Linked DNA regions of Homo sapiens: region 1 is linked to region 2. The links are chromatin loops, found by intact Hi-C in ENCODE. Cell type or tissue: IMR-90. All regions are shown on one strand. Each heading gives the region's core, and the rest is flanking DNA. Links, peaks and the distances in the headings are about the cores only. Region 1 overlaps IFT57 (intraflagellar transport 57). Region 2 overlaps CIP2A (cellular inhibitor of PP2A).

What was found. Hi-C counts contacts between places; a loop is a spot of excess contacts. Peaks named below come from ENCODE experiments on the same cell type or tissue, not always from the same donor. Only the 100,000 strongest peaks of a DNase experiment are listed, where the experiment ranks them.
Region 1: a loop joins it to region 2, with 3 times the contacts of the local background. A loop is called at or near these places in 4 of 110 quality-filtered maps.

Annotation. Positions count from the first base shown.
Region 1 is chr3:108,156,820-108,161,227 of GRCh38, reverse strand. It overlaps IFT57 (intraflagellar transport 57), which reads left to right. Exons shown (of 11, transcript NM_018010.4): 11 at 1-416. Among named protein-coding and RNA genes, the nearest start is that of LINC01215, 34 kb to the right of the region's middle. In IMR-90, for the core only: no CTCF peak of the experiment used is centred there; DNase peaks (open chromatin) are centred at 1,207 and 1,937.
Region 2 is chr3:108,550,782-108,555,189 of GRCh38, reverse strand. CIP2A (cellular inhibitor of PP2A) reads left to right here. Exons shown (of 21, transcript NM_020890.3): 18 at 701-814; 19 at 1,460-1,542; 20 at 2,817-2,956; 21 at 3,871-4,408. The coding sequence ends at 4,041. It also overlaps a transcript of MYH15 not described here. Among named protein-coding and RNA genes, the nearest start is that of CIP2A, 36 kb to the left of the region's middle. In IMR-90, for the core only: a CTCF peak has its summit at 2,447 (motif pointing right); no DNase peak of the experiment used is centred there.

The DNA.
Region 1 (4,408 bases), core at 272-4,271, 390 kb after region 2:
AAAAAGGCAGAAAACCCACCATGGGAAAATAAGCATTTTTTAAAATCTGAAGTTGCTCTTTTCCTGTGTGGTCTTTGGGAGGAGTCTAATACAAAAACTGAAAACCTTTGGTCCTGGGAATTTATTTTCATGGCTGTTGTCATGGCTGAGTAGTTTTTTGATGAATTCAATCAATGCAGAGAACGCTTTTAGATAAATCAGAACTCTCCTTAAAATGCATTTCAATCAGAAGCAAAGTACACCCATTATTTATGCAGACATGTAAAAAATCTAAAAATTCTTGCAATGAGTAGTATAAGCCACCTATTTTTACTTCCTTCTCTGAAATATTCCAGTTAACTCAGCTTGGGTTCTGTGCTCCTCCTCTCTTCCTATAGAACACTGTGCATACCTTGAATAAAGAGCTTATTATACTATATTGTTATTTTCTTCCATCCTACCTAATGAATTGAGCTACTTTAGGATAGGACAAAGTCTTTTATTTCCGTATTCCTTGCCAGGTGCCCAGCACATAGAAAGTGTCTAGTAAATGTATTGAGTTAGTAAATGGATGAGTAGATGACTGGCACTGTGTGGATCCAGGATACCTTCTAGCTCCCATTCTATAGCATGAAGAGTTTAATGACATTAAGCCTGTGTGCTTGGTATAGTTTCAAGATAGCGATTAAAAACAATGGGTTCTTTTCCTATGGTATTGGATTAGAATTAGAAACATCAGTATGAACTCATGGGTTTTTAAAAGTAAGTATAGATTAATAGAAATATAGAAATATTTAACATGTAGTAATACACACACACATATTTCCTAGTTGTGTCCTCTGATAGAGCCTAGTAGCAGTGACAGCCCAATTACAACTGTGGGCACTCAGATCTTGATGTCTAAATTCTCTTCTTTAAAAAAAAAAGGAAGTCTTAGATTTCTGATTCCTGGGCTGCAACAGGAAAAGCACAAGGTGAGTCTAAAATACTTGCTTTGCCAGAAAGGAAGTACTTAAATAATGATGGGAAGTATCTAAAGGACACAGCAGATTGAGGGTTTACCATCTGCCAATCTGGAACAATTTGAGCATCAAAGTCAATCGTCATAGTAATAAATAATAACACATGGAATAAGAAACCACAAGTCCACACAGATATAAATGAATGAAAGAATAAATGGAGAGGTGAGAAAGGTCTTCCTGCTCATGTAAAAGGAATGCTGGATTTAGAAAATCACCACATGGCATCTACCATGGTAGTAATTGTTTGGGCAAGACTCATCAGTGGATGCTAAAATTGGTAGGTGAAAGTTTGATAGAAACAGGATATTTACATAGTCTTGAATTATGTAAGACATTTTACAAGGAAAAAGTTGTTTACAGTATAGAAACCTGGTAGATACCACTTTAGGTGATAATAGTTAACACCACTAGTAATGGGACAAATAGAGACCATAGGCCTGCTGAGAAGAGCACACACTTACATGGTTCCTGCTGAAAATGCATAACCTGAATCTACTCATGAAATATCAGATGAATCCAAACTGAGGGATTTGTATAAAATAGCCTATATTCCTCAAAAATAATGTCATGAAAAGTTCTAAGGAACAGTTCCAGAGCAAAGGAGACTAAAGAGATAAGACAGCTAGATGCAACAGGAGATTCCAGATTGGACCCTGGGCCAGGAAAGGAAAAAATATGAATATTTTTAGTGTGTCTGCATATGTGTATATATATAATATATAGCATATATATGTGCGTGCACACACACACACACACACATATATATATATATAATATAAGCAGTCATCCCCAACTTTTTTGGCACCAGGGACCCCTGTTGTGCAAGACCATTTTTCCACTGACCAGGGGCAAGGGGGCGGGGATGATTCTGGGATGAAACTGTTCCACCTTAGATCATCAGGCATTAGTCAGATTCTCATAAGGAGCACGCAAGCTGGATTCCTCGCATGTGCAGTTCACAATAAGGTTCCCGGTCCTATGAGAATCTAATCATCTAATGCTGCTGATCTGACAGGAGGAAGAGCTCAGGCGGTATTGCTCACTGGCCCGCTGCTCACCTCCTGCTGTGTGGTCCAATTCCTAACAGGCCAGGGACTGGGAATGGGACTGGGACTGGTCCATGGCCTCAGGAGTTAGGGACCCCTGTTATAAAGGATATTATTGGTGCAACAGGAAAATTTTGAAGACCTGTGGATTGGATAATAGTATTAATGTTAATTTCTTGATATTTATGCTGTACATAAGATAATATACTTTTAACAATACACACATGTATTTGATTCTAAAGAGGCACCCTGTCACCAACTTACTCTCAAATGGTTCAGGAAAAAAAAAGGTATGTGTGTTTGTATATTCATACATATACAGAGAGGATAGTGAAAAAAATGTAGGAAATTGCTAACATTTTGGGAATGTGGGAGCAGGAAATACTGAACTCAATTGTACTTTTTAAAACTTTTCTATAATCTGAAATTATTTCAAAATAATAGTTTAAAAATGATAGTTCTTAAAGATTATGCGCTCTATATGGAAGTCAGTCTCTCTCTGAATCAAATAGCTAATCAATTTGTTGAAATAGTATTTCACTCTCAAAATTCTGTGGTCCATTGGATGCAACTTTAATAATTTTATAGTCATTGGTTTGCTGGACAAGTAAAACAATTTTTTGACAATTCTAAGGAAGTATTTTTCTACTGCCCTCTAATTTATCTAGGTCAGCACTTCCCATGAGTTTTATGCAAAAACAAAATTTGTGTAATCAGGGAAATTTGAGAATTGTTTCATTTTCTTCACAATTTCCTGTCTACACTGTGAATCTGCAATCAGCAAATGTCCCATTATTTTTTACAAATATATACAGTCACCTCTCAGTGTCCTTGGGAGATTGGTTCCAGGACCCCCGGAGGATACTGAAATGCATGTATGCTCAAGTCCCTCATATACAATTTCTCAGCTCCCTTCCCCTCAATTTTTATTTAGTCGGCTTGGGTAGGAATGAGGGGGGTGGGGTCAGAAATTTTAAAAAGCTGCTCATGTGCCTTTGATGCAGCTTATTTAGGAAGCACTTTAGGGAGCCACCAATCTAGAATTTTTCCCTGGCTGTGTGTAAACAAAGCATCTTAGCTCAGAAGGGGTCTTTAAATAGGATCTAAACTAGTGATTCTCAGTGTGGCCTGTGGATTGCCTTAATATTAGCCCTGCCTTGGAGATTTTTAATAAATAACCTAGATGACTTAATACACACTGGACTTTAAGACATATTGATATTAAAAACTATCACTTAAAAAAAATCAGAAAACCAAAGAGCAAGGTAACCAATTTCATGGTTTCCTAAATGGTTTTCAGTGTAGTTTGGAGCAGCCCTGTGAGAGCTTCATGACTATAGCTCCTGTCACCTACCTTGTCCCATATTTCAAGTCAAGATTATACAGTCATGTTTTCATTCATGCCCAGTGACTTTTATCCTCCCTATGTGAAGATTTGTGTATAGAATACACTGGGAATCCAGACACCTTGATTCCAATCCCAAATTTGCTAGTAAAAGGAAAAAAAAAGAAACACATTTTTTGTACTCACAGCACTTCTGACACCAAATGTGTGCGTTTTTTCACACCAACAACTAATTCTCCAGCTCTTTGAACGCCAGCTGAGTGTCCAACAATTCAATTCATTTCTGATACTAAACATCCAGTGTTAGCACAGACCTGACTGATTAAGAGCTCAATCCTGCAAGACTGCTCCCACTTTAGATGCCAATCACAAGTCAAGGCCTCCTACACTTCTGAACAACTGGCTGTAAGCTGGGGATTCCCATGACCTCCTCAGATTTGAGCATTTGCTATAACAGCTCATAGAACTCAGGAAAACACTTCACCTGTATTTGACAGTTTATATGATACAAATGAAGAGCCAGATGAGAGGGACATGGGGGAAGGTATTAGAAGGGATATGGAGTTTCCATGCCACTGTCCCAGCACTTCCATGTGTTCACCATCCTGAAAGCTCTCTGAACCCCTTTAGCTTTTGCGGAGGATCCATGACATAGGGATGATTGATTAAATTATTGGCCTTTGATGATTGAACTCAATCTCCAGGCCCTCAGCTCTCCCCAGAGGTCAGAGGGTAGGGTAGAAGTTCCTACTGTCTAATCACATGGTTCTTCAACCCGCTATCCTCCAAGAGATACCTCATCAGCCTGAACTCAAGTATGCTTGAAAGGGGCTTATTATGAATAACAGCTGATGCTCCTTTAATCCCTATCACTCAGGAAATTACAAGGGTTTTAGGAGTTTTGTACCAGCAACCTGGAACAAAGACCAAATATTTCTTACATCACAATATCATAGCTAGTAACTTTCTGCATGACTTTTAGGACGTCACTATTTTTCAGTTTAATCTTTTTTTCC
Region 2 (4,408 bases), core at 266-4,265:
AGCTAGTGATTTAGGGGCTAGAAGGTGAAATTCCTTGAATGGACAAGTGGATAACATGTAAATGAAGCTGGCTGGGGAAAAGGTCATTTGTAATGGTCAGGACTGTCTAAAGGCACTCAAACTCAGATTGTTAAAATTCCTGTATGGATTAGATACAAAAACTGCTGGCCAAGTTTGGCTACTGGTTTTTTTTGTTTGTTTTGGTTTGGTTTTTGGGTTGCTTTTTAAAAATCTTTGTGCTTAGTGAAATAAAAAAGACATTTTATGCTTATGGTAGTTGAGTATCAAAGTATTACTTTAGAAAGGATTTTTTTCTGTGTTTACCTTGCAGGTAAAATACTTAGGACTATTAGATGCAGAGTTTTAAAGAGACAAATGTAGAACCCTAAACTTATTTATAGCAAATTATGTAATGCAATATCATCTGTAAAATAAGGCTTTATATCCATAAATATGAGATTAATGCCCCACACATTTCTATTTCATAGTAATTTTTACCACATCAGTCAACCAAAACATGTATTTACTGCCTTTTAGAGTAGATGAAATTCTGTTTATGTCCTGCTTGTTCATAACATTCCTTCTCTTCCAGCATATGCAATTTGGTTAGAAGAGATAGTAAAGAAAACACTGTGAGCTTCTTTTCTCCTTCATATGTTTTCCTCCATAATGATGCCAACTCATTTTCTTGTCTTTTCAGAAATGAAAGTACTGAAAAGAAGAATAAAGATTTACAGATCACATGTGATTCTCTGAATAAACAAATTGAGACAGTGAAAAAGTTGAATGAGTCACTCAAGGAACAAAATGAAAAGTAAAATCTCTAGTTCTATATTCTGAATATGTGGGATTTTTCAAAAACAAAATGATTCCCTTTATATAGAACATTGTTTTTTATTGATAAAATTAATAGAATTGTCACTTATTTTAGATATAAGATATGTATTTGGTGGAAGTTACAGGCAATTGCTGTTCTTAGAAATTTTGTTTTAAAGGCTGGGCATGGTAGCTCACGCCTATAATCCCAGCACTTTGGGAGGCTGAGGTGGGTGGAGCGCATGAGGTCAGGAGTTTGAGACCAGCGTGGCCAACATGGCGAAACTCTGTAAATACTGAAAATACAAAAATTAGCTGGGTGTTGTGGCGGGTGCCTGTAATCTCCGCTACCCAGAAGGCTGAGGCAGGAGAATCACTTGAGCCCGGGAGGCAGAGGTTGCAGTGAGCACAAGATCATGCCACTGCACTCCAGCCTGGGTGACAGAACGAGACCTTTTTTTTTTTTTTTTTTTTTTTATATTTTTAGTAGAGACGGGGTTTCACCATGTTAGCCAGGATGGTCTCGATCTCCTGACCTTGTGATCTGCCCGCCTTGGCCTCCCAAAGTGCTTGGTAGGGAGAAAAAGTTACAAATGGTATATGGTTCATTAATGTTTTCTTCTATTTTTTTTAATAACTTCAGAAGTATTGCCCAATTAATAGAGAAAGAAGAACAGAGAAAAGAAGTACAGAATCAGCTAGTAGACAGAGAACATAAGCTAGCAAGTAAGTGGCTTCTTATTTAATACATTTTCTATTTTTAATGTATTTATTTTGGAAGCATGAGTGGTTTTGTTTGCTTTTTTATTTTCTACTTATTGTTTTAAACTTTAAATCATATTTGGAATGGCTTCCCTTTTCTTGACATAATGTTTCACAAAAGCAGTTCGGTTTAATCAAGTTGAAAAAGTGGTACGTTTTTTAAATTTAGGAGCTATAAGAAATTGGCCAGGCACAGTGGCTCACTCCTGTAATCCCAGCACTTTGGGAGTTGGAGATGGGTAGATTGCTTGAGCTCAGGAGTTTGAGACCAGCCTGAGCAACATGGTGAAACCCCATCTCTACAAAAAATACAAAAATTTAGCCAGGTGTGTTAGTGTGCACCTGTAGTTCCAGCTACTCAGGAAGCTACAGTGGGAGAATCTCTTGAACCTGGATGTCAAGGCTGCAGTGAGCTATGTTCACGCCACTGCACTCCAACCTGGGTGACAAAGCAAGACTGTCTCAAAAAAAAAAAAAAAAAAAAAAAAAACAAAAGGAAAGAGATGATTGACCATTTAATTTAATTTAATTTTTTTATTATTTCAACTTTTAGAATCAGGGGGCATGTGTGCAGGTCTGTTACACTGGGTATATTGCATGACACGGATGTTTGGGGTATGGATCTCATCACCCAGGTAGTAAGCATAGTACCAAATAGGTAGCAATAGGTAATTTTCAACCTCCTGCCAACTCTAGTCTGCAGTGTCTATTGGTTCCATCTTTAAGTCTGTGTGTACTCAATGTTTAGTTCCCACTTAGAAGTGAAAACTTGGAGTATTTGGTTTTCTGTTCCTTCGTTAAATCACATAGGATTATGGATTGCCCTTTTCAAAATAAAAAAATGTTGAAGGAACGTAACAGCAGGTGGCAGTATTAGGTAACTTTTAGTTACTAGCTTCTTAATGGTATATTTGAAATGATCCTGAAAAACATTTTTGTTCTCACTTGCCTTAGAGCGCAGGCACCTACCTATATAATTTTTCATAGTTGTAGCTCTCCCTTTTCTAACCCTTACACTTTTGAGAATTGTCCTTTACCTATATAGCATATTATATTTAGAACAGAGGATGGAAGAAAGACATGGAGATTTGGTATTTTCTATAGAATACTGTCATAAGAGAAGTTTCTCTTCCTTGTTCTAGTTATTTCTCTTTTGCTCTTACAGTAGCTACTAGACCATTTCAGAGTAGTCAGTGTAAGACCTCTGAGTATAATACTTGACTTTTTTTTCTTTTAAGATTTGCATCAAAAAACAAAAGTACAAGAAGAAAAGATTAAAACCTTACAAAAGGAAAGGGAAGATAAGGAAGAAACCATTGATATCCTTAGAAAAGAATTAAGCAGAACAGAACAGATAAGAAAAGAGTTGAGCATTAAGGTAAGAATCTGTTCCATTTCTCATTTGCAGTAAAATAAAAAAGTCTGTTGTGAAAAGGGTGAATATGGATAAAGGAATGTACTGTTTCTTCAGCAAATTTTTTAGAAGATATTAGGATCTCAAAGCAGCTTGAGTATCATTTGTTATGAGGTTTTCATAATGTATTTTCTAAAATAGTTAAGCAGTTATTAAACAGATACTTTGTGTCAGCACCTGGTATTTTCAAGTGTGCAAAGAATACAGAAAGGGGTTACCAGTACTTGATGTCATATATAGGTAGCTGTATAATTTTCACTTTAACAAATATTATATAATGTGTTAATAAATATTTTCAACTTACAACTGAAGAAACTGAGTCTGAGGTTACTTACTAAAGTCACACAGCTAATAAGTGAATCAATAGGTATATATTCTGAATCTGAGTCCGGGGTTCTTTCTATATTACCATGGTTGCATAGCTTGAGTGGTAGCTATGAATTGTACTTTCTGGCCCGTTTACTACCAGGAAGATGAGAACAGACTAGGATTAAAGACTGATCTACTACTACTACTGAGTAACAGAAGAGGCATAAAATTTAGTACCACATTTACAGTTTTTCTGGTTCTGCTTTAATGTGATTATCTTATTAGTAATTTTAATATGTAGTGTGTAGTATTTTCTGCAAAATTTCAGCTGCTGGCATTAACTTAAGACAAGTTGAAAGTGTATTCTCAATTTGTATTATATTGTTTAATGATTATTCATTTTAAACTTACCATGTAATTGAATTAACTGAAGTATAATATTTATAGTATGTCTTGAAATGGTTGTTGTACAATAAAAAATAAAAGCATCTTAAAATATATGTATAGAGAAAACATTAAAGTTATTTTTCTTCTCAATTCTTCCTCCTCCCCCAACCCCAATTCCTTAGGCTTCCTCCCTAGAGGTTCAAAAGGCACAATTAGAAGGTCGTTTGGAAGAGAAAGAGTCCTTGGTGAAACTTCAGCAAGAGGAATTGAACAAACACTCCCACATGATAGCAATGATCCACAGTTTAAGTGGTGGAAAAATAAATCCAGAAACTGTGAATCTCAGTATATAGACATTATGGCATTTTGGAATTTGTAATCTCATGATATTTTTGATGTATTTATCTATTGGAGGGGGGGTGGGTAGGGGAGTTAATTTGTGACTTCGTAACAATAAGAAGTTATTATCTAATTTAGTAAAGACCCTGATCTGTTGCATGTTTTTTATTTGATAGTTTGAATAGAAATTTAATTTTCTAAGTTTTACTTTTTGTTTCTGGCTTTTATGGCTTAAGGTTTTCTTTGGTTCTTACATTAGAAAATCATTTTTAACCTCCATTATCATTTTTCTAAGGTTCTTTCCTTTTTCTTAGTTGCTTTCTATTCTGTTTTGCCTGTCTTATTTATTCTCATTTGTGATTATTTAGATCTTAAGACCAA